3 separate regions of the Mus musculus genome follow, and all the other regions are linked to region 1. The links are chromatin loops, found by intact Hi-C in ENCODE. Cell type or tissue: gastrocnemius. All regions are shown on one strand.

The links. Hi-C counts contacts between places; a loop is a spot of excess contacts. Peaks named below come from ENCODE experiments on the same cell type or tissue, not always from the same donor. Only the 100,000 strongest peaks of a DNase experiment are listed, where the experiment ranks them.
Region 2: a loop joins it to region 1, with 8 times the contacts of the local background. A loop is called at or near these places in 23 of 42 quality-filtered maps.
Region 3: a loop joins it to region 1, with 6 times the contacts of the local background. A loop is called at or near these places in 24 of 42 quality-filtered maps.

The regions. Positions count from the first base shown.
Region 1 is chr1:82,636,894-82,644,893 of GRCm38, reverse strand. It overlaps Col4a3 (collagen, type IV, alpha 3), which reads right to left. Exons shown (of 52, transcript NM_007734.2): 2 at 3,399-3,455; 3 at 1,596-1,685. Among named protein-coding and RNA genes, the nearest start is that of Col4a3, 54 kb to the right of the region's middle. In gastrocnemius, no CTCF peak of the experiment used is centred here; DNase peaks (open chromatin) are centred at 3,027 and 3,428; H3K4me3 peaks cover 497 bases.
Region 2 is chr1:82,568,061-82,576,060 of GRCm38, reverse strand. It overlaps Col4a4 (collagen, type IV, alpha 4), which reads left to right. Exons shown (of 48, transcript NM_007735.2): 2 at 4,526-4,692; 3 at 6,215-6,257. The coding sequence starts at 4,646. Among named protein-coding and RNA genes, the nearest start is that of Col4a4, 15 kb to the left of the region's middle. In gastrocnemius, a CTCF peak has its summit at 4,102 (motif pointing left); a DNase peak (open chromatin) is centred at 4,105.
Region 3 is chr1:82,549,613-82,557,612 of GRCm38, reverse strand. All of the region lies in intron 4 of Col4a4 (collagen, type IV, alpha 4), which reads left to right. Among named protein-coding and RNA genes, the nearest start is that of Col4a4, 33 kb to the left of the region's middle. In gastrocnemius, a CTCF peak has its summit at 3,076 (motif pointing left); DNase peaks (open chromatin) are centred at 1,641 and 3,049.

The sequences.
Region 1 (8,000 bases):
TTTTTTTTTGTTTGTTTTGTTTTGTTTCGTTTTTCGAGACAGGGTTTCTCTGTATAGCCCTGGCTGTCCTGGAATTCACTTTGTAGACCAGGCTGGCCTTGAACTCAGAAATCTGCCTGCCTCTGCCTCCCAAGTGCTGGGATTAAAGGCATTCACCACCACCGCCTGTTGATGAAGGGGTTTTTGATGGGCTCTTGGCTGGGGTGGGGAGCTGGTCACTCCCCCCCCCCCAGAAGCTTAAAACTCCAGCCGCAACCCCATTGTCTAAGGAGCAGGGGGAGCAGAGGCCGGCTTAGGAATGGATCCTGTTTCCTAGAGGAAAGCTCTGCAAGCATTCCAGCCTTAAGGTGATTGCAGAGAGCTTTGGGCTGATGGGTATGTATGTGCCTGGAGAGTGAGGTGCTTCAGTTCCAGGGGATGGAGGTGTCTGCCAGAGCACCTTCAGTGCATCCTGTGACCTTGCCTGTCTGTTCATGTGCATCCTTTACAATAAAGTGTTAAACACAAAGGTCCTCTTGAGTTCTGTGTACTGGCATCGTGGGGCCGAAGTGAGGAGAAAATGAAAAGCAGGGAAGGATGACTGGGCCAGCGCTTGGCAGGTAGAAAATACATCGTTTAAGTGTTGTGTGTATTATTCTAATGTGCATGTCAATACAGCATGGGATTTTAAAAGACTCCACAGAGATCAATTATAATTATTTTTTATAGCTTATTAGTTCACAGCTTGTTGGAGGTCAGTAGTCAGGGGAGTGAGTTTGTGTGCCTGACAGCCCAGGTGTCTGGCTAGCTAATGTCCCCAGTTGGAAGGAACAGTATGCCGACCTAGTGGTTCACAGTTATTTAGTAAATCCTCTTGTGGAGCCCGGCAGGCCCTGCTATAAACCATAGTTGCCCGGTGCTCAACAGACCCCACAAAGGAATGGGTGGATGGGGAGACAGGAATAGAATCAGGGATAGGGGACTTCCAAAAACAAAGGCAGACAGATCCACACAATCTGAAGTAAAGCAGAGGTTTATATCAGGTAAGGACCCCAAAGCACACTTCACAGTGGTCATTTGGAGGTCACCAGTGAAGTTCGCAGGATTGTTTTCAGGGAAGAAAGCCAAAGGCAAAGTGGCTCTGGCTGAGGGGAGAGAAGCAGGAGAGCCACAGGTATCACACGAACTACTCTTTCAAGAACCCGATGAAAAGAAAAGACAAGGAGAGGATGAAAATCCTTTGGTTTGGGGACCTAAAAAATCTAGATGGAGTTGTGTGCCAGCAAACCTTGTATGTTTCAACACTAAGATAGGTAAGCCAACACCAAAGGGGTTCCAAGACCGGGGTGGGGGAGTGTAAAGGGCAGAGGTGAAAGGGCAAAAGACCGCCTCCCCCCCCCCCCCCATGTAAGAGGTGTTTGGATAGACTCCTAGGCAGAAACTACACAGGGCCTGGGTGGGTGAGCTGGGTGAATGCTTAGCTAGGACAGGAAACCAAGAATTTGTTTTATATCTGCCAGATGGGAGATTCTCTGTACGGTCTCAGTGGCCTATGTGGTGGGCATGGAGATGGGTTAGGTGGACAGAGGGTTTGTCAAGCTTGCAGGCCCACATACCTTGGGTCCCTGTGGTCCAGGCAAGCCTTCAGGACCTGGAAATCCTTTCTGGCCAGGAAATCCAGGGGAACCAGGAACCCCTTTCTCCCCCTGTTAAAACCAAAAAGAATCCAGAATTAAGCGGCAGTTATCCAGCACCACTCACTACCACAGCACAGCCTTCTCCTTTCAATGATGCTCTTCCCTTGCATCAAGGGGTCACTAGTTAGCACTCAGCTCCAAGGGTAGCCACTGTCTACTAATATATGTCCATAGGTTTCAGAGTGATGCCCATATCCTTTAGAGACTTTTGCCAGACAGTAGACCTACTCAGGATAGATGTTAGAAGGACAGGGACCGAGAATTGAAAGAGCAGTTTTGATAGAAAGTTAAGATTAGTGGAATGTGTTTATTGAAGGATAGAGATGGTGAGGATGAGGAGTAAGCTGTATTTTGAGATTTTAGTAATGATGGAAGGAAAATAGAATACCATGGAGGCGTGGACTCAAAAGCGTTCTTGTTATAAGGGAATGAGTCCCTCAACCAGCTGTTTTCATAGGAGTTTCAGGAGAGGCACCAAGGGCAACATAGCAGAAAGTCTGAGCGGAATGACCGTAGATGATGCTGTGGGGAAGCGCCTGGTAGAAGTGAGTGAAATAGAGTTTCACCAACAAAAAACATCCTCTTGAACCAGAATACTGGAAACAATCCTCAACACTCAAGGCCATTAGTTAGTTTGATCAAGTTTGTTACAGTGGGCAAGTACAATAAATAAATAGATAGGTAAACAGATAAGAAGGATGGATAGATAGATAGACAGACAGATAATAAATAATAAACCAACAGAAAAGATCAGAAGTCTGCTACTTTACGCTTATATAAGTCAAGCACAGCCAATAAACAGAAAATAAAGAGATTTACTAGAGCTTTCTTACCATTTAGTTACTCTCATGTTTTAAATTGGATCATGCATACAACTGGGACTCAACATATGCCTGGATACAAGTTCAAGTACAAAGAGAGACATTCCAGAGTAAATATGAACATGCTACATTCATTCACAGCTTAGGTGGAGAGGGGCGGACCCTAGTGCAAGTGAGTTATACATATATTACCTATAGATAAAATAAGTATTGAAATTATCCTATAAGTATATATATATATATGTATATATATATATAAATGTCTTATTTAGATAGCTCAAAATGTGCTTTCTTTGAAGTAATTTTAAGAGTTACTTTTCATATTGTTGAACGATTAATTAATACCTCCGAGGAAGAAGAGGTTTGTAAACAAAAAAATACTTTAGCTCTGCCTCTGCCTTAATTGTCATAAATTGTGAGTTAATGGAGCGAACTGATGAGATTTCACAGCCTTCTTTTTCCTTGAATTCTGCAATGGAGCTTTGAATTTTTGTTTCAACAGGGCTGCTGCCAATTTCGCCACCAGGGGGCGGTCTTGTTCCAGTGCAGCGGCACAGCGTTGCGGGTTTCAATGTTTACATCGAAGCGAGAGAATCAAGTTGTTTTAATTTCTTCTCTCATGTTTAGCAACATTATAAATATAGAGTATGCTAGGGAGGCTTTCATAGAAATGTTCTTTTTCTGCCAACTTGCTACTTATTCAGCCAAGAGAGTTACAGTCTGGCTGCCAGTATTTACACAAGGTAGCCGGAGGAGCTTTCAACATTGTTTAAGGTTAATGTTTATATACAATTACTTTAAAGGTGGATTTAGGGGACTGGATGATGATCTCCACTACAGAAGGGCGAAGTGTGACCGACTCAGGCATCTGTGAAGAGGCGGCGAGAAGTTCTCTTCTTACCTTCTCCCCTTTGGTCCCCGCGCAGAGGCATTGTCCTTTGCCTTTGCAGACACAGCCCTGGGAAGAGCAGAAGAGGACAGTTGGTGGATAGCGAACTGTTTTCTGTGCTTTGAACCTTGGACACCAAAATCATGATCCGCATGACATTATGGCAATACTTCAACGAAAATGAATAGAGAAAAACATCACAGAAGAAATGTCAAATGACATAAAAGTGTCACTTTTTAAAAATCAGACTTAGGAAGTTAGGCAGTTTAGTTGTGGGAAAGGTGAAGTTGGTCAACCCTCTCCCTTTTCCATGATAACAAAAAGATGAACTATATGAAACTGCCATTGTTGTAGGTGAGAAGTGGCTTAACGTTGGCATATTTTTAGATTCAGCAGAATGTGTGTGTGTGTATGTGTGTGTGTGTGTGAGATAGATAGAGAGAGAGATAGATAGATAGATAGAGAGAGAGAGAGAGAGAGAGAGAGAGAGAGGCAGGCAGGCAGATAGATTTGGATTCAATACCTGGCTTTCCTGTGTGCACCATATCTCATATGTGACAGTTGAATGCATACCATTTTCTACATGTGGTTCTAAGCTTTGCTTCCCTGAAATAGCATTCAAGATTTGTATAAGAATATTAATGTCCAGATGCCGGGCAATGGTGGTGCACACCTTTAATCCCAGCACTTGGGAGGCAGAGGCAGGAAGATCTCTGAGTTCAAGGCCAGCCTGGTCTACAGAGTGAGTTCCAAGAGAACCAAGGCTACACAGAGAAAGCAAAAGCAAAAGATGTTGATGTCCACTGTATGTCTTTATGATGGTATCAGAATGATGTTTCTTTTATAGAAAATGAGGCACATCACTGAGTTAGGGAACTTCTATCTAGTTACTTTGACACATACAAATCAACTCTAAAAAATATTAGCCATCTACAGAAAAGCAAGGAGAAAAATAATTGTAAGTAGTAGATTTAATATGTACTTTAATACACCTGATATATTCTAAGGTCATACATGAATCTTTATCAATATTAACTACCAATTAGTTTGCTCCTATAGAAAAATATAATTGGTAATTGACAATATCAACTGGTAATTGATGAGCTATTGAGGAGAATGGTAGGGAAATTTGAAAGAAAACAGGGAATTCTACTTGTGCAACTTAAAGGAAAAAAGGTCTCAAAATCTAATGAACTGAATGTATTTGCTTAGGTTAGGACAGGAGGCTTTTCTGCCATTCACAGAAGAGGGTGAGAAATGATTTCCACACTTCCTGCCCTTACCCCATTCATGCATTGTGATCTCTTGGATGAAAAGTACCTGGCTGAGACACCCACAGTCTCCAGGTCACAGGCGTCTGTAGTGATAAGAACCGATTCTAATTATTTCAACCTTGCCTTCCTAGTGTTTTAACTGTCTATATTCCTATCAGTCAAGTATTCAACTGCACTCTTCTTAGGAATGGGTTGCCTGAACGCCCTTGTCATCTGGCAAGCTGTCAGGACGGCAGATTCCCATCTCTGCCCCATGACCAGCTGAATCAGAAACCTTGGGACTAGGTCTCAGGAGTCTCTTTCATCAAGACCTCTTCGTTGCTAGTGATTTCTTTCTCACGGCTGAGAACCCTGTCTCTGAATGAACTTGACATCATAGGCTTGGAGTTTCCAAGCCACTGTCCTCAAGTAGAGTATGCCAGGGGGCCCTGGCCCCTGTCCTCAAGCGATAGCAAGAAGTTCTGCCTCTCTCAAGCCACAGATGCCTCAATCCTCATCTCATTTAGGGAAAGGGGAGGGGACATGTTGGCCCTCCTCTAAACCTGAGACTATTAAATGGGGCCACAAGGCAGGCTTAATTCAATCTTATTTTGTCTATCTATCTATCTATCTATCTATCTATCTATCTATCTATCTATCTATCTATCTATCTATCTATCTATCTATCATCTATCTATTATCTGTCTGTCTGTATATCTACCTATTATCTATCTATCTATCTATCTATCTATCTATCTATCTATCTATCTATCTATCTATCTATCTATCTACCTATCTACCTATCTACCTATCCATCATCATCATCTATTTGTTTTGAGTAAGAGTTGTTCAGCCTTCACTCTGGAAACCTTTCGACTCCAGCTTGAGCATGAGTGTCCATGCTGAACTCCCTTGGTCTAGGCTACAACTCCTCTTGTATCCACTCTCATAAAGCTTCTATAGTTTCCTGTCGTGTTTAATGTATCTTTTTCTGATGGCTCAGTGTTCCAGGAGAGAAGGAACTTCCCAGTGTCATTCATGTCAATGTCCTAATCGTGCCACATATTCTGAACAAATGCTGGGCTCATTGGATGGAAGTTTATGGTTTCTGCTGTGACCGAGGTGCTTGCTCTAGGTCTCTGTGGTTCATGGACAATTATGATTACGGTGAAGACAAAGCCGTTGGCAACTCTAACGTGTTAAGACCGACACAAACTGAATTATTTGTTACTTGCTTGGACTGAGAGATTTTTATCAAAGCAGTAAGACCTCTTGAGAGTTGAAAGGCAGTCCAGTAAGCAGTCTTACATTGTCCCATTTAAGTTTAACTGCTGTTGATGCAATCTCCACATACCCTTCATTTTCCTTTGGCTCTGTTGATCTCCCCCTCTTTCTGTCTTTACCTCTACACACAACAGACAGACAGACAGACAGACAGACAGACAGACATCACTCAAAACCAAATGAGCATATATTTATTTTTATCTAATTCCAGCATTAAAAGTAGGAAACCGAAATGAATCCTTGCTTATTAGGAGATTGTTGCTTTATTTAAGGTTCTTTTCTTTTTTTAAAAAAGTCTTATTAATTTATTTTATGGGTAGGGTACTCCATCTGCACGTACACTTGCAGGCCAGAAGAGGGTGTCAGATCCCATTACAGATGGTTGTGAGCCACCATGTGGTTACTGGAAATTGAACTCAGGACCTCTGGAAGAGCAACAGCCAGTGGTCTTAACCACTGAGCCATCTCTCCAGCCTCTCTTTAAGGTTCTTAATGATGGCAGAAGTTAAAAGCTGTCTAATATCTAGGAGATCTTTGATTTTATAGTAGAGCTATCATCACTTAAAAAAAGACATTTCTATGTGTGTATATATGGACACGTATATGTATATATGTGTATGTAAATGTATGCTACATGTGTGCAGGTACCTTCAGAGGCCAGAAATATACTCCCTAAAGTTAGAGTTACAGGTGGCTATGAAGTCCAAACATGAGTGCCAGGAGCTGAACTTGGGTCTCCTGGGAGAACAAAATGTGCTCTGGACTGCTGAGACATCTCTTCAGGCTTATGATTTAATCTCAATTGATATGTTTTTTTTTTTTTTACTTTAAAAAAGCTGTTTCAGACACATCTTTTGGAAGAAAAACTTTCTTTCAACTACAAAATTATTACAAAAATAATATTATATAAACATTATTAATGGTAACTATTATTGTGTTGCTATGTTGTAGATGGTACTGGAGTCTTGAGTTCTAGGACTGAGCCACTCTTCTAGCCTTCAATTTTATTTTCATTCTTTTTTTCTATACTGTTTTCATAGAAATATATATTTTATCCACTTATTTAACCAAATTGTTCCGCACCATCTACTTCATTACATCCCTGCATGCTACAGGCAGAAATTAGAGTAGGAATAATGGACTCTTGGTAATCCTAACACTCATAGATGGACACAGAGTCTCAATTGACTTGCTGACTAGAAGGTGTGGAGAGAATTTCTAGGAGCCAACGCAATGGACAGGCCTTTTACGTGAGCCCACCGCAGCCTCGCTTCATGTGTCTGCCCTATTCTTGTCTGCTTGTGGCTGTGCCTCCACAGCTGGGCCAACAGCTGTCTCTCTGTGCCTGGGTTATCAGAACTACTCCAGAATCAGCCACACAGTTAGGGTGTGTCCTGCCTGTGTCTGTACGCTCATGCTGGCTGGGACTTCAGAGTACGTGATCGTCTGCAGACTACTGGATTCTCCACCTGACTGGATGAACTCAACATTACAGTAAGGGCAGCTCTGTGGCAGCTTTTCAGGAGCCTGTGATGATGGAGAGGGCCTGGCATGGGGCCCCCCAGAGGTGATCTTGCATGCAAGCTACAGTCTTTTCACTTTTGGCATTTTTCTTTAAATACAATTTAAAATTTGCAAGTATGTTTCAATCAATGGATCACTAGATTATTGGACTAAAGGGTGCCGAGGCCATAGTTTCTTTGAGTATTTTGAACCTATTGTCGAAACACCATGACCACATTAATGATACAACCTATTAATTATTATTCAGAAGTTAAGTCCTTAAAAAGCCCTATGGCCAGAGGCCATCATTAAACCAACACAAGCGATGGTTATTTCTCAAACAACGTTTTTATGATTTTTCCTTTTCGACAGCAAAGTACTCCTCAGTGGCCTCATATTGAGCCTCCAGGAGGTTAAGAATAGGAAGGTCTCAGTAATACTCTCTCTCCCTTGGAATCAGAAAGCTGCCAGAATTATGTTGTAGCATGTTGAATATTAAATCGTTCACCTGGAAGAATCATTCTTTTGAGGGCCTCAGAAAGCAAGAGAAGCATTCCCAGTGGAGAATCCAGAT
Region 2 (8,000 bases), 69 kb after region 1:
AAGCACAAAACCTGGGCATTTAACAGAAGTAACAGATTTAGTGGCACCAGTGGGAGGAAAAGACATAAACTTCTATAAGCATTTCGTGAATAGAAAAGTCCAAGTTTCAGTCTCTTGTTTATCTGGTCCCAAACCTTGGCCACTAGTCCACATTGATGAGAACACAGCAGGGCGTATTTCAACACAAGAGCCTATTGCAGAGAAAACAAATTTCCCATGGTGGGACTCATGGAAATCTAGAAGACCTTGGATCTTGTTCCCAAGTAAGATTGGAACATTTGGAAAACATCGAGCAGAGATGTGTGAGACATCCCAGGGGTAATTGGAAACCAAGAATTCTCATTTCAAAACAAATGAAGTGTGGTTAGTAATCACAAACAGTTAGAAGGTAACAAGGTGGCATTTTCTGGTCACATGTCCTAGAAAGGACTTCAGTTTGTATGCTGGGGAAAAGAGCCTGGAGACCTAAGAGAGGTCTCCAGTGAGCAGATGCTTGGAAAAGCATTGACGTGCTGAGATGGATCCCCTCTCCTGCAGGGCAGGTGAGTTTTCTGTGAGAGTGAACCAGCTTTAGAACCACAGGAAGAAGAGGGCTCCCAGCCACACTTGGTCTGCACAGATTCATTGATCGCTCATAGAAATCACAGGAAGGAATGGGGCAGCTTCCGTTCTGTCAGCAGATTGGCTCACTGCTTCTCTCTCTCTCTCTCTCTCTCTCTCTCTCTCTCTCTCTCTCTCTGACAATTGCTTTTGGGGGCTACTTAGCATATTTTTTCCCTCTGAACTCAAGGTTACTCTTCCCCTGGGCATCTCTTGACACATCTTCTCCCATGTCTTTTCTTCTCATTGTATTTATCTCTGCTCTTCATAGAATCTCTCTTTGTTCTGTTCCAAGCTCAGAGTCTGAGCTCTCTGTCATAGAGACATGCTTTTAGTTGGGTTGCCTTGAATCCAGGACTCATTGTGATTCTTTCTATGGAGCTGAGGTGGTGGGATCAGATAATAGAAAACTTGGCCATGCCCTCACAATGCTAGGGTGAAGATGGAACCTTGATGCTACCATGAAGAATGTTCCTTTTATCAGTCAACTGTGGCAAAGCTCTTCCTTCAGAAGTCACATAACTTTGCCAGAATTTGCCTGTGTAGAAGGTCATCTAATGTTGTTGTTTGCATATATTGTAGTGTCCTAGTACTTCAGCTATTCAAGTTATGTTTTAGCAATGATACACTCAAACAGAAACATACTGTCTATCTAATTCCACATAATGTCAGCCATTGATGAAAGATGTTAAGTTAGAGGGTGGTTGTTGTGAGAGATAGTGTAAATTTTTATGTACTTGGAATCTGGACCAAAGCACACATTTTAATTGCTTAACACTGGCCATTGCAAAAGAGAAATTCCTCATAGATTGCACATAACATAGATGGTCATGTCATGCACAGAGTATGTGTACATTGCTGTTGACAGTGTCAGGAAGACAGTGATGTCAAGGTCCTGCTACTAGCAGAATCACCACCACGAAGGCAGAACATCTTTGTGTGCCTGTCCTGTGGACTGCAGAGACGCACACATACTTGTATGCCCACCCATGATCTGTTTCTGATAAACACACCTTTTTCTCCCTTTGGCAACTCACTTAGAACAGGACTTCACAGTGAGGCCTATATGTCCTGGGGAATCAAAAACTGCTTTAGACTTATATAACTCATTTTAGAGAAAATAAAAAAGAATCAATGTCCAGATTCTCAGCTGTGACATGCATGGAGTTCTGTCTTTGATCATGATTCTCATCTCTCCTTTAAATAAATTTCCTTCTTATACTTTTCTTTCTTTTTTAAATACTTTTTATTAGGTATTTTCCTCATTTACATTTCCAATGCTATCCCAAAAGTCCCCCATACCCTCCCTCCCACTCCCCTACCCACCCACTCCCACTTTTTGGCCCTGGTGTTCCCCTGTTCTGGGGCACCTTCTTATACTTTTCGAAAGAAGCACAAATTCTCTGTGTTAGTTAGTTTTAACCTTCAACTTGAAACAACCTAAGATAACCAAATATTAGGGTTCCACCGGAGGAATTGTCCGCTCTCGTCCTGTGTCCGTGTATGGGGAAGGTTACCTTGGTTATTAATTGATGTGGGAAGACCCAGCCCACTGTGGGCTACACCATTCCCTACACAGAGAATCTTGAACTATATAAGACAAGGAGAAGCTTCAAGAGAGCAAGCAGGAAGCATGGATGTACTCATTCCCTTTGCTCCTGACTGCAGATGTGGGGTGACCAGTTGTCCTGTCTCTGTGACTTCTCTGTAGTGATGAATCATAATCTGGAATTGCAAGCTTAGTAAACCCTAAAGTTATTTTGTCAAGATATTTTGTCACAACAACAAAAATGAAACTAGGTCATTCCCATCCCCAGATCATCCCAGAGATCCCTCGGGGTCACCAGTCAGTCAAGGCTACTTGGTGAACTCCAGGCGAACCCTAGACCCTTTCTCAAGGAGCAAGGTACATGGCATCTGAGGGACAACATGAGTTTGACCTGTGACATTCACATGCGCACACATGTGTAGCTGCACACACAAACAGTAGAGTATATATGAGATAAATACTATGTAAATACTATTTCGTAATTATCACTGAGCAGCATAAATTTCATTAATGAGTATTTCTACAACATTTTTAGCTGTCAGTGATGGTGTGGTAACACAGGGTATTTCTAAAATGGTGCTGTAAGAGTTTTATTTTGAAGTCTCCAAAAATCATCCATCCAAGTGTATTGAGAAACTCCAGATGTTTGTTAGGACAGTAGTCAAACTCCAGATGTTAGGACAGTAGTCAGGCATCCTTCTTCCACAGTTTAGGAGCATTCCTCTGTGAAAACTTCTTCACAGAATGCCTACATAAGTATGGAGGTAAATTGCATCAATTAGTTTTAACTGGAATACACATATCTCCACATTTCCATAATTTTGGACAGTTTTCCATTTGTTTACAATATTGAGTAGTTTAAGTGATTCAAAGAAATTTGCATTTTCTTTCCAAAATAGTAGTTCATTTTATTGAGACTTGTTTCTAGAATGTAACTTTAAATGACAAAGCTATTTAAAGTGATCAGTTTGGGAATAGAAAAAAAAATCAGTGTGTTCTCCTTAATTGTATTTATTTATACTTGGTTTTGAAAGAATCACAGAAGGTGGTCCCATCACTCACCAGAAAAGCTGGTCTATAGTTAAGACACTGTTGAATTCATCTGCCTAGCTTTTATGCAGACATTTAAAAATAGCTTGTAATAATGGACACAACTGGTTTTCTTCTCCCTACCAGTTCCCATAAGGACAGGGGCTCAGAAGAAACAAACTCTTAAAATTGAGACATCTCCAGTCATTGTGCCAAAGAGACTTTAGATCAAAGTAAATAGCTCTTCAGGTCAATTTTAAAAAATAAATTTTCTCTTGTTTACAAATAAAATTCAAAAAGCAAAGTTCACCATTTTAACTCTTTTAAAGTTTGTAATTGAGAAGTCCCAGATGCAGTCATGACGTACACCGCGTCCACTCTCTAATTCCAGAACATTGTTGTCATCTCCAAAATAATCATGTGCTCCTCAATTTTCCATTTGCTCCTAACCCTGACAATTGCGGACCTATATTCTTTCTCTGTGGATTCTCCCATTGTCTATGTGCTTCAGACACTCACAATGAGTTCAAGGTTCATCTGTGTAGCAGTACATATCATATCCACGTTATTATAGCTAAATAATATTCCATTGCAGGATATAACATTTTTCTTTTCCATTAATCAATTAATGGGTCTTTAAGCTTTGATTACTTTAATTATTGATGCATAAGTATACTGTGAAATGTGATTTCTCTTAAATCTTTTCATTTTTCAAAAATATATTTATTGCATATAGAGGATTTGAGAATATTTCAATTTCTATTTTATTTCTTTTTTATCTTTTCTAGTTCACTTACATGGGCTGAAGAGTTGCCTCAGTGGTTGAGACCACTAGCTATTCTTTCAGAGGACCTTGGTTCAATACCCAGAACCTATAAAATGGCAGACAGCTCTTTTGAACTCCAGTCTTAGGGTATCTGACTCCCTCTTCTGGCCTCCCCGGGCACTGCATTCATATGCACAGATATATGCAGGCAAAACATCCATACTTGTAAAATAAAAATAAAGGAAAAACTTTTTCCTAAAATAGCCTACAAAGTCACAGATTTCTTTATGGCATTTTACACATGCCCCATCCTTACCCCTGACCACACCTTTTTCTTCCTTTCTATGTCCCTGTCCCTTCCCACCACACCCTCTTGCCCTTAGTAGGATTTTCCCCCCATTTCTAAAGATGTTTATTCAGCATAACAAATACCAAGAAAAGATTGCTATGTTAACAGCCATTGGGATTGTTTAGAAAATGTTTTCATCATGGATAGAATAACGGAAGCCATTATTCTCAATTGTGTGGCATACTGCTGTCATAAAAGTCATAAGTATGACTTTTATATTTCACACACGCAGATTCTAACAGGACACTGACTCCCGGCTGTCCATGAGAGTCTTCTGGAAGAGAGGAGAAGGCTGGAGGAGTATTTTGGGCACAGAGGTCACCCCTCGAGGGCACCAGTGCTCCAGGTCTTCATGAGGTGCTTTTTCAGATGGACCAAGTCCTTTGTCACAGCCCCCTGGTGAGTATCCTTGGTGCGTTTATGTCTTTGTGGAAGACATGTATTTATGTGCTGCCATTTAGGACCCATCCTGACTGTTAAATACCAACATCTTTCCCATAACGCATTCACATCTTGACCAAATGTGAAGCTGTTCTATACAAATAACAGTGCCCCTCCCCTCTCCCCATCCCATTCCTGCTATCTTAATTACTAGATTTGAACAGCAAAAGCATTAAATGCCCAGATTTTCAGGGTTCCTGAAACTAGTAAAATGAAATCTAAGCGCTTCCACAAATGCAAAGGACAGATCAATGACCTCAAAGAAGTCTACATTCTAATCTTTGTTTATATGTTATTTACACGAGAAAAAGAATTTACAGTTGGAAATGGAATCTAGAATGTCAATCAGGTGATCTTGAGATGGTGGGGGGAATCTTGACAAGTTTGGTGGACCCAATATCATCACATGTATTCTTAAACATGAAATGGGGGCGGGGAAGGAAGCCAGCATCAGTGAAGGAGATGTCACTAAAGAAGCAGAGGCCAGCGAGCACTAGTTTTGAAGGTAGAAGAGACTGTGAGCCAAGGGACATGGGCAGTTCTAGAATCTGGGGAAGGCAAGAATCAGACTCTCTGTGTTCAGGAACATAGCCCTCAAGTACCTGGTGTAAACCAATAAGATCCTCCAGCTTCTGGTCTCTTTCAGGATCGCAGTGCTTTGTCACTGTCTATGTTATTTCTCCAAGAGAAAGGACTACATGTAGAGAAAGAAGGCTCACTTAGCACACGATTCCAAAGGAGGAAAAGGCTGTACATAAAACCAAGTCCAAGGCCTGGCTCCCACTCTCCTACCTCTGAGGGTGGGGGTGGGGGGTGGGGACTATGACCAGGAGCACCAGCTCACCATATATGCTCAAGAACCAGATGTGATGGCATATATGGTGACCTTTGATGGAGAGATGCAGCATCAAAAGTTAGCTTGGTGTCTCTTGATTGCATCCCTGCTCTGTTAAAATTTGCTTATAGCAAAGCCCTGGGTAGATTCAGGCTGTGGGTCACTTTCTTATTCCCTAATGATTCCATACTATCCCCACACACCCTGATCCATTCCTCTCATTCAGGCAGCTTTCCAGATACCACTCCTTCTTGCATTGGTTCCATTAAGTGACACCCTGGATGTTGCTCGTCTCAGGTGTGTCCCTGGCCACAGCTGCCTTCTGCATCCTTTCCTCTTGCTTTCATGGAGAGTCATTTCTTCTCTCTTCACTCATCTATCCATTCAAGCCTCAAACTCACTCTTGGTGCCCCTACATTTTCCTACACCATGGCCTTCAGTATGTCCATACAGAAGGCCTTCAGTATACCTTCCTTGACTGATGGAGGAGAGGTGATGTTGGCAGCTAGAGAGAAAATGACATTGATTGTGTCCGGTGGTAGCAGTCAGAATCGAGAGTTAGCCTTCCGGAATTGGTACTGTAACTCTGTCTAGATTCTTTCCCCTTAAAGCAAACACTTAGTATATATTTTTGTTTTTCCATAGGTCACTAATATTTATCCTCTTTACTATACAATATGAATATGGGGTAAGTATGTTAATTTATTCTGTACATAGAAAATTCATGTTGTTGTATATATAATTTATTGCAGTGTGTGTGTGTGTTTTAAAAAAGAATGTTTAAACTAGGGCTCGGCCTTCATGTCCCAAATAAAACACAACCTGAGCACTTAGATATCCTTGCAATCAAAGCTGCTTATAGCGTTGCCCGGGTGTTGGAGAGGTCTTTATCTTATAACAACCACAGCCCTTCCTTAAATTCTTTTTATTTGGAACAGAAAAGAAGTAGTTGAGACATTTCAAGATTAAACCAAGAAATGTAAGATTCAGTCTGGACGCTTTTTAGCTCTAGAGAAATCTCAGCCTGTAACAAGCCTTCTTTCTTCTGCTCCCTCAAGGAAGAATCTAAATTATGAACCCACCCTCAAAAGTTTTAAGGTGCCCTGTAAGGGCTGCCTGCCATTCCGGGCTGAAGACTTCTTGAGTGACAGTGACCCAACTCAAGTCTCTTGATTATCAGAGACCTTTGGAAAGTAATTGAAAATGATGTCTACTCTCCTTTACTACCTGGGTCAAGCGATGAGAAGCCCTGGCTTCTTGGCTCTCCCAAGTCCCTTATTCTTTAATTCAGCTAAGAGTCAGTGCCTGTGTCATGTTAAGCAGGGAGAATAAGACTTGTCCATTTACCTCACATTCATTAGAGAACGCCCCCCCCCCCATGATGCTGGCTTGAGAGCATTTTTCTAGTTAAGCTTATCTGATTTTTTCCAAGCTTGTTTTTGTATTATATTCATCTACTTTTCTATTATAAAAGTCTGTATCATCCTAGAATTCACTCCCCTTGCTCTTTATATCCATGTGAGCAGTCATGATTCCTTTTTTTATACTTTTTATTAGGTATTTTCCTCATTTACATTTCCAATGCTATCCCAAAAGTCCCCCATACCCTCCCACCCACTCCCCTACCCATCCACTCCCCTACCCACCCACTCCCACATTTTGGTCCTGGCATTCCCCTGTACTGGGGCATATAAAGTTTGCAAGTCCAATGGGCCTCTCTTTTCAGTGATGGCCGACTAGGCCATCTTTTGATACATATGCAGCTAGACAGTCATGATTCCTAAAACAAAGACAATTCAACCCTGGATGCTCCCATCAGCTTGTGCTGCAGAGAGATTAGAGAGTCTTCACACAGGGGGTAGCCATATGATGACAAGGGTTTAGGACAGAGGTGTGAATTGACATATTACCCATAGAAGGCAATTTGCATTATCTACCAAGATTGTGAAAGTACAATCCTTTTGGAATGCATTTTTAAAAAAACATTGGTCACATATTTTTATTCTGGCATGGGCAAAGATGAATACACGGGAAGATTAATTGCAGGGTGATGTTCAGCAGCTAAGGAAGGGAATCACCTAAGTATTCATCAGTAGGGAGTGGATGCTCCGCTCCGATACTGTATGAGATGGACGGCTTTGAGGAGCTTGTCAGAATGAACGTGGACACAGCAATTAGGTGGAAATGGCCAGGTAGTCGGCAGCATGCCACTTGAGTGTCAATGAAACAACCCCAAATCACCAACAGTGTGTGTGCATGTGGGTGAATGTACTTATTAATACTTAGATACCAATCTAAAGAGTTGGATATTGCCAGGGTAAGGAACTTGAGGCCAGGACAAAAAGAGAAAGTGACTGCTATTATTCTTTTATACAAATTGATGTCTTGGTTTTGTATCTGTATTATTTGGTGTTGTATCTGGAGACAGATA
Region 3 (8,000 bases), 87 kb after region 1:
ATACATTTTATCATCTGAAACAATGAAACAGCCATGAAACCACCATATCTTTGTGACTTGGTTTTCTGCACAGGAGGCAAACAGCTTTAAACTCATCCTGTCTTCAAGTTTTTGGTTTAAAACCCAGGTCCAATATTAGTGAGCCTCTCTTTCCTTTGGGATTGTAAATCACTGAATTATGCTCAGTCAAGTCCAGTCTTGTGCTCTTGCTCACCCACCCCTTATACATTTATCAGCCTGCCTCCTGTGATTAAAAAGGAGATTTTACTTGGGTAATTTTAATTATTCTTAGTATTTCTCTTTCTCATGCCCTTAACTTACTTGCACGCACAGTTCTAACTCTCACTCCTTATCATCACACAGCTGCATTTAGGACACTAGCTTCAGCCTGGCAAATGGTTCCATGTCGTACTTTTATGTCTCCAAATTCTCAGTAGTCAATAATGTTCTCTTTCATCGAAACACCACCCACCAGCAGCTGAAGGTGGATAAAGCCAGTCTGTCATCTGTTCCTTGGCTTTGGAGCTGCTTTCTTGTCCTGTTACATCCTGTTCCTCTAAGGACTCAATGGCTTATTACTAGAAAATTCTCTGATCAGTGATATATACGATGGATGCATGTGCTTTTAGGGTATCAGGTAACCTGAGGTCAGATGGCTGGGACCATTCTCATCAATAAACATGAGGTTCATTCATGGATCTCACGCCTTTGTCCTGCAAAAGCAGGGGCATTCAGAATCTTTTTGAAACTGGTGCTGCACTGTCATGTGTTTTCAGGTGGATTCCAGGCTGCCAGGCTGCAGGCTACAATGTAGGCTTAGGTTGCTCAAGTGTTTATTTTAGAAATGGTAACATGGTTTTTGAACACCAAAACACATGCAGAAACAAAAGGGACACATTTCCAGGTTGGAATTTGCTGTGTCTTGGGGTTGAGTATCTCTGAGAAGGGTTTTGGGAGTCTGTGGTTAGCAGAGCTCTCTGGTCTACCTACAGTGTGGCTGCTTCAATGTAGATGGCATCTATCTGAAGAATCGCTGAAGGTAACTAGCATCAATTTCGTATGCCACCAAATCTCCTTGGCATCTAGCATTTGTGTATATGGATGAAGGAAACAGAATAGTTGCCTCTAGCACTCTACAGTCTGTCATGTGTTTCCCATCATACCAAGTGTACATGTTCTAATATAACAGGACTTCTTCCAGGACTCAGGTGTAGTGTGTTTGACGGTGGGTTCCACGTTTCTGTTTACATCCATCGTCTCCTTTGGTGCAGTGATTTCTAGTAGGGCTTCAGGTCTCCCTACATGGAGTTCAAAAATTTCGGTCACTTTGTCGTGCTGTCTTAACTACAATGAATAGCAATCCCTTCCCATTTGTTGGACAAATAACTATCAAATACTTGTCAGGCAAAGGGCAAGACCATGGGATAAGAAGAAATCAATGAGAATCACCCTTCAGCCACTGTTTCTGGGTGCTTGAGGGTGTCTTATGGGAAAGAGGATACAGCAAAGACCCTTGTGTCTCCCTGGTGGGTAAGTTGGTGCCCTGGCCTGGCCTCGCATAGAAGCACATGGGTGGCAGACACATTGGATATGCTCTTGAATTTGGACCTGCTGGAGTTGGAGGGCAGCCAGCCCCAGCATAGAGGAAGAGTCACATTAACACCAACAGCTTCTGTGACAAATTAGCACATGCTTGGTGGCTTGTGGCAACAGAAGTGCATGCTTCCACAAACACTTGAGACCAGCTGTTCAAAGGCAAGGGGTTGGCCCTGCCAGGATGCAGCTGGAAAATCTGCTCCAACCTCCATCGTTCTTCCCCTGGTTCTAGATGCATTATCCCAGCTTCCTTCACATTGCTTATTCTCTGTGGTGTCAAATCTCATCCTGACATACGGCGGCAGACATGGGAGAACTGCCCTTGGGCAACCTATGATAGCTGAACCCAGGATACCATCCTAATAGCATCTCATCTCCAACCATCTTATAAGTACAGTGGGGATAGGGTCAGTGGATACAATAGTCAGGGAAGATAGCGTGTTATTAGGAAAGCCTGCTAACAGGCTACTACACTAGCCAGGTGGGAAGTCACAGAGTCTTAACAAGGAGTGGTCACGGAGGTGGGTGGGTAGGCTCAGAAATTCCTATGGCTAGCTCGACTGCAGAGGGAGGCTCATGGGAGCTGTTGGGCGAGTGCTCAGGGTGATGCTATCCCCCAAATGAAGGTGTACATAGTGTAGATTGACAGCAAGTATTTCAAGAACCACATTTGAGGGAATAACATGGGTCTAGCTTTGGACTTGTATAGCGTGAAGTCCCCTGCATATGTAGGAGGTGTTGAGAAGGAGTGGTCTTGGCTGGGGAGGGGCTAAGGGAACTGTTTAACTGTGGTTACAGTGGGCTCCATGGAAATACAGTCTCCGCCATCAAGAGCAGATAAGAAGGGGTCAAGGCATTCCTCCAGAGCTCCAGGGTCACTCCCACAGGCGTAAGAGGAGCTAAGACACAGCAGGGAGAAAAACACAGAGGCTAGGGTGAGGCAGAAGGCCAGGGAAGAAGGGGGAAATCACAGGAGCAGCATGCACAGAGCCCTACCTGGTGTCCTAGGTCTCCACAGCACATGGATCACGTCAGGCTGTTCCCAACACACATGGGAGAACCATTCATTAGGGACTGGTCGAAGAGGTGACCTTGTTTTCCAAACGGCTAAGCTTTTCCCTTTGGTTCTCTGTGCAGGGTTTTCTCCTTGTACAGGCATACTGCTTCTTGAGAGCATAGCTAAAATCCCTAGTGCTTCCAAGGCAGACTGATAAGTGCATCCGCACGCTTGTTGTTAGCCGGCAAGGTTATCTTAGGGTGCAAGAAAACATTCTTTACTACTGCACTCCAAGATCCTTGGACTGTTCACTGCCTCTTCATTCTTTGGTTTTAAAACACTTCCTGATGTCCAGACTCCTCCCTCCCTCAACAATATGGGGATGGGGGTTGGGGGGGGGGGGTTCTGAAGGTTCTCTGTACCCAGGGGACTCCAGCTTCCCACCGGGCCCAGGGTGAGGGTGTTTGTGATATTGCAGTGCCACCTAGTGGCGTCTTCTCTGAATTACATCTCAGCATTAAAAAGAAGAGGGAATTTAAAAGGAATGATAACATTAGAATAAATAGACGCAGCAAAGGGGGAGGTGTCTTGGACACAACATTCATTTGTACATTTTATTTTCAGAAGTATTTATGAAGCATGGGAACACACTAAAAATTTGTATATTGTGAGACAGTGACCAAGGTAACTGGGAATGAATCTTTAGTCTCAAAGACATTCTAAAGGGTATTATCTTAACCAGATTTTAAGTAATAAGCACAAAACATCAATGAAATGAAGGTAGTGAATTGCTTTGGCTGTTATTTTCAGGTAAGAATGATGGTTTGAGGGAAATGGGGTTGGTGAGGTCTGGAATGGAAAATGAAGCAGACACCTTGAGATGGGAAGGTCTGAGTTCAGACTTCTACATCCCCAGGTCCTGTCTGTGTTGCCTCAAGCACATTGCTTCATCTTTCTGAGGCTAAGTCCTCCTCGGAGAATGAAGAAGCATGCAAAGGTGGCTTTCTACTTCCTATTTTTGTAAAGAGCCCATGAGAAGAAAGCAGAACACCGTATTGAGCTTAGAGCAGAGGAAGAGCCTAGAACATGTGGCTTGGTTATTATTTTTTTTTTTACTATTCTAATTTTTATCAGGTATTTTCTTATTTTACATTTCAAATGCTGTCCCAAAAGTTTCCTATACCCTCCCCCCGACTCTCCTACCCACCCACTCCCACTTCTTGGCCCTGGTGTTCCCCTGTACTGAAGCATATAAAATTTGCAAGACCAAGGGGCCTCTCTTCCCAATGATGGCCGACTAGGCCATCTTCTGCTACATATGCAGCTAGAGACATGAGATCTGGGAGTACTGGTTAGTTCATATTGTGGTTCCTCCTATAGGGTTGCAGATCCCTTCAGCTCCTTGGATACTTTCTCTAGCTCCTCCATTGGGGGCCCTGTGTTCCATCCAATAGCTGATGCCACTGCCATCAACACATTTTTGATGGGAGGATGGTAGGGTTTGAGTGACAGATGAAGAAAGACTATTGTCATTTCTGGCATACAAATGAGAATGGCACATGAATACATGGATCATAGGGGACTGGTGGGTTGGGGTCCGGGTGGGGGCACAATATGCCATCAGAGGTAAGGCATATGACCCAAGGGAAGGGCAGGCTGGAGGGAGCTAACAGATCTGTTGGGGAGAAAACTGAGGTCAAGGGAGTGAGGGAGACTGACACTTGGATAACCTGTGCAACAAATGATGTGACTGTCTTGGGGCTTGGCAGTGAATGGCTCTGAGCTAGAAGTACGGCAAATGTGCATACAGTTAGAGCCAGCCTAGGCTGCAGAGTGAGACTCTGTGTCCAAAAACTGCTGCTGCTGCTGCTGCTGCTGATGATGATGAAGTAAATGAGGAGGAGGGAGAGAAAAGCCAGAAATCTCACTGCAGACAACATAGGAGTCAGTGAGGCCCTACACTATGCCAGTAGAGTAGTGGGAGGCAGAGGGGTTTGGAGAGAGGCTGACCATCCAGGTAAGGATTCAAGGCAGCAAGGATGTGGGCTTGAGTAAGTCATGATCTTGAGGCAATTTTCTCATCTCTCAGTGTGGGGACAAAGTTGCACAACTTTCAGTGTTACTGGCTATGTTCCATGAGGTAGGGATGGAGGGTGGTTGATATATCGCCAAGATTAAGTTTGTTTAAGCCTTTTCTCCTTCCTGTGATAGTTTGATAGCTAATGCCATGGTCTCACAACCCAACGGGTACTGAAAACGTTTTCTTTGTTACTTCATTTGTGTTTTGTTTTGTTTTTACATTAACTAGATGTTTTGCCAAGAAAAACCACAAAAAGGTCATAGTAGAAAATTGGACACACACACACACACACACACTGTCCTAACTTACCAAGGCTCTTTGTTCTGGCCTTGGTTGACAGTCTCTCTCTCTCTCTCTTTTTTTAGATGGATTGTTTTATTTTTTTTAATTTTTTATTAGGTATTTTCCTCGTTTACATTTTCTTTTTTTTTTTCCATTTTTTATTAGGTATTTAACTCATTTACATTTCCAATGCTATACCAAAAGTCCCCCATATCCACCCACCCCCACTCCCCTGCCCACCCACTCCCCCTTTTTGGCCCTGGTATTCCCCTGTACTGGGGCATATAAAGTTTGCAAGTCCAATGGGCCTCTCTTTCCAGTGATGGCCGACTAGGCCATCTTTTGATATATATGCAGCTAGAGTCAAGAGCTCCGGGGTACTGGTTAGCTCATAATGTTGTTCCACCTATAGGGTTGCAGATCCCTTTAGCTCCTTGGCTACTTTCTCTAGCACCTCCATTGGGAGCCCTATGATCCATCCATTAGCTGACTGTGAGCATCCACTTCTGTGTTTGCTGGGCCCCGGCATAGTCTCACAAGAGACAGCTACATCTGCGTCCTTTCAATAAAATCTTGCTAGTGTATGCAATGGTGTCAGCGTTTGGATGCTGATTATGGGGTGGATCCCTGGCTATGGCAGTCTCTACATGGTCCATCCTTTCATCTCAGCTCCAAACTCCGTCTCTGTAACTCCTTCCATGGGTGTTTTGTTCCCAAATCTAAGGAGGGGCATAGTGTCCACACTTCAGTCTTCATTCTCCTTGAGTTTCATGTGTTTAGCAAATTATATCTTATATCTTGGGTATCCTAGGTTTGGGGCTAATATCCACTTATCAGTGAATACATATTGTGTGAGTTTCTTTGTGAATGTGTTACCTCACTCAGGATGATGCCCTCCAGGTCCATCCATTTGGCTAGGAATTTCATAAATTCATTCTTTTTAATAGCTGAGTAGTACTCCATTGTGTAGATGTACCACATTTTCTGTATCCATTCCTCTGTTGAGGGGCATCTAGGTTCTTTCCAGCTTCTGGCTATTATAAATAAGGCTGCTATGAACATAGTGGAGCATGTGTCCTTCTTACCTGTTGGGGCATCTTCTGGATATATGCCCAGGAGAGGTATTGCTGGATCCTCCGGTAGTACTATGTCCAGTTTTCTGAGGAACCGCCAGACTGATTTCCAGAGTGGTTGTACAAGCCTGCACTCCCACCAACAATGGAGGAGTGTTCCTCTTTCTCCACATCCTCGCCAGCATCTGCTGTCACCTGAATTTTTGATCTTAGCCATTCTGACTGGTGTGAGGTGGAATCTCAGGGTTGTTTTGATTTGCATTTCCCTGATGATTAAGGATGTTGAACATTTTTTCAAGTGCTTCTCTGCCATTCGGTATTCCTCAGGTGAGAATTCTTTGTTCAGTTCTGAGCCCCATTTTTTAATGGGGTTATTTGATTTTCTGAAGTCCACCTTCTTGAGTTCTTTATATATGTTGGATATTAGTCCCCTATCTGATTTAGGATAGGTAAAGATCCTTTCCAATCTGTTGGTGGTCTTTTTGTCTTATTGACGGTGTCTTTTGCCTTGCAGAAACTTTGGAGTTTCATTAGGTCCCATTTGTCGATTCTCGATCTTACAGCACAAGCCATTGCTGTTCTGTTCAGGAATTTTTCCCCTGTGCCCATATCTTCAAGGCTTTTCCCCACTTTCTCCTCTATAAGTTTCAGTGTCTCTGGTTTTATGTGAAGTTCCTTGATCCACTTAGATTTGACCTTAGTACAAGGAGATAAGTATGGATCGATTCGCATTCTTCTACACGATAACAACCAGTTGTGCCAGCACCAATTGTTGAAAATGCTGTCTTTCTTCCACTGGATGGTTTTAGCTCCCTTGTCGAAGATCAAGTGACCATAGGTGTGTGGGTTCATTTCTGGATCTTCAATTCTATTCCATTGGTCTACTTGTCTGTCTCTATACCAGTACCATGCAGTTTTTATCACAATTGCTCTGTAGTAAAGCTTTAGGTCTGGCATGGTGATTCCGCCAGAAGTTCTTTTATCCTTGAGAAGACTTTTTGCTATCCTAGGTTTTTTGTTATTCCAGACAAATTTGCAAATTGCTCCTTCCAATTCGTTGAAGAATTGAGTTGGAATTTTGATGGGGATTGCATTGAATCTGTAGATTGCTTTTGGCAAGATAGCCATTTTTACAATGTTGATCCTGCCAATCCATGAGCATGGGAGATCTTTCCATCTTCTGAGATCTTCTTTAATTTCTTTCTTCAGAGATTTGAAGTTTTTATCATACAGATCTTTCACCTCCTTAGTTAGAGTCACGCCAAGATATTTTATATTATTTGTGACTATTGAGAAGGGTGTTGTTTCCCTAATTTCTTTCTCAGCCTGTTTATTCTTTGTATAGAGAAAGGCCATTGACTTGTTTGAGTTTATTTTATATCCAGCTACTTCACCGAAGCTGTTTATCATGTTTAGGAGTTCTCTGGTAGAATTTTTAGGGTCACTTATATATACTATCATATCATCTGCAAAAAGTGATATTTTGACTTCCTCTTTTCCAATTTGTATCCCCTTGATCTCCTTTTGTTGTCGAATTGCTCTGGCTAATACTTCAAGTACTATGTTGAAAAGGTAGGGAGAAAGTGGGCAGCCTTGTCTAGTCCCTGATTTTAGTGGGATTGCTTCCAGCTTCTCTCCATTTACTTTGATGTTGGCTACTGGTTTGCTGTAGATTGCTTTTATCATGTTTAGGTATGGGCCTTGAATTCCTGATCTTTCCAAAACTTTTATCATGAATGGGTGTTGGATCTTGTCAAATGCTTTTTCTGCATCTAACGAGATGATCATGTGGTTTTTGTCTTTGAGTTTGTTTATATAATGGATTACATTGATGGATTTTCGTATATTAAACCATCCCTGCATCCCTGGAATAAAACCTACTTGGTCAGGATGGATGATTGCTTTAATGTGTTCTTGGATTCGGTTAGCGAGAATTTTATTGAGGATTTTTGCATCGATATTCATAAGAGAA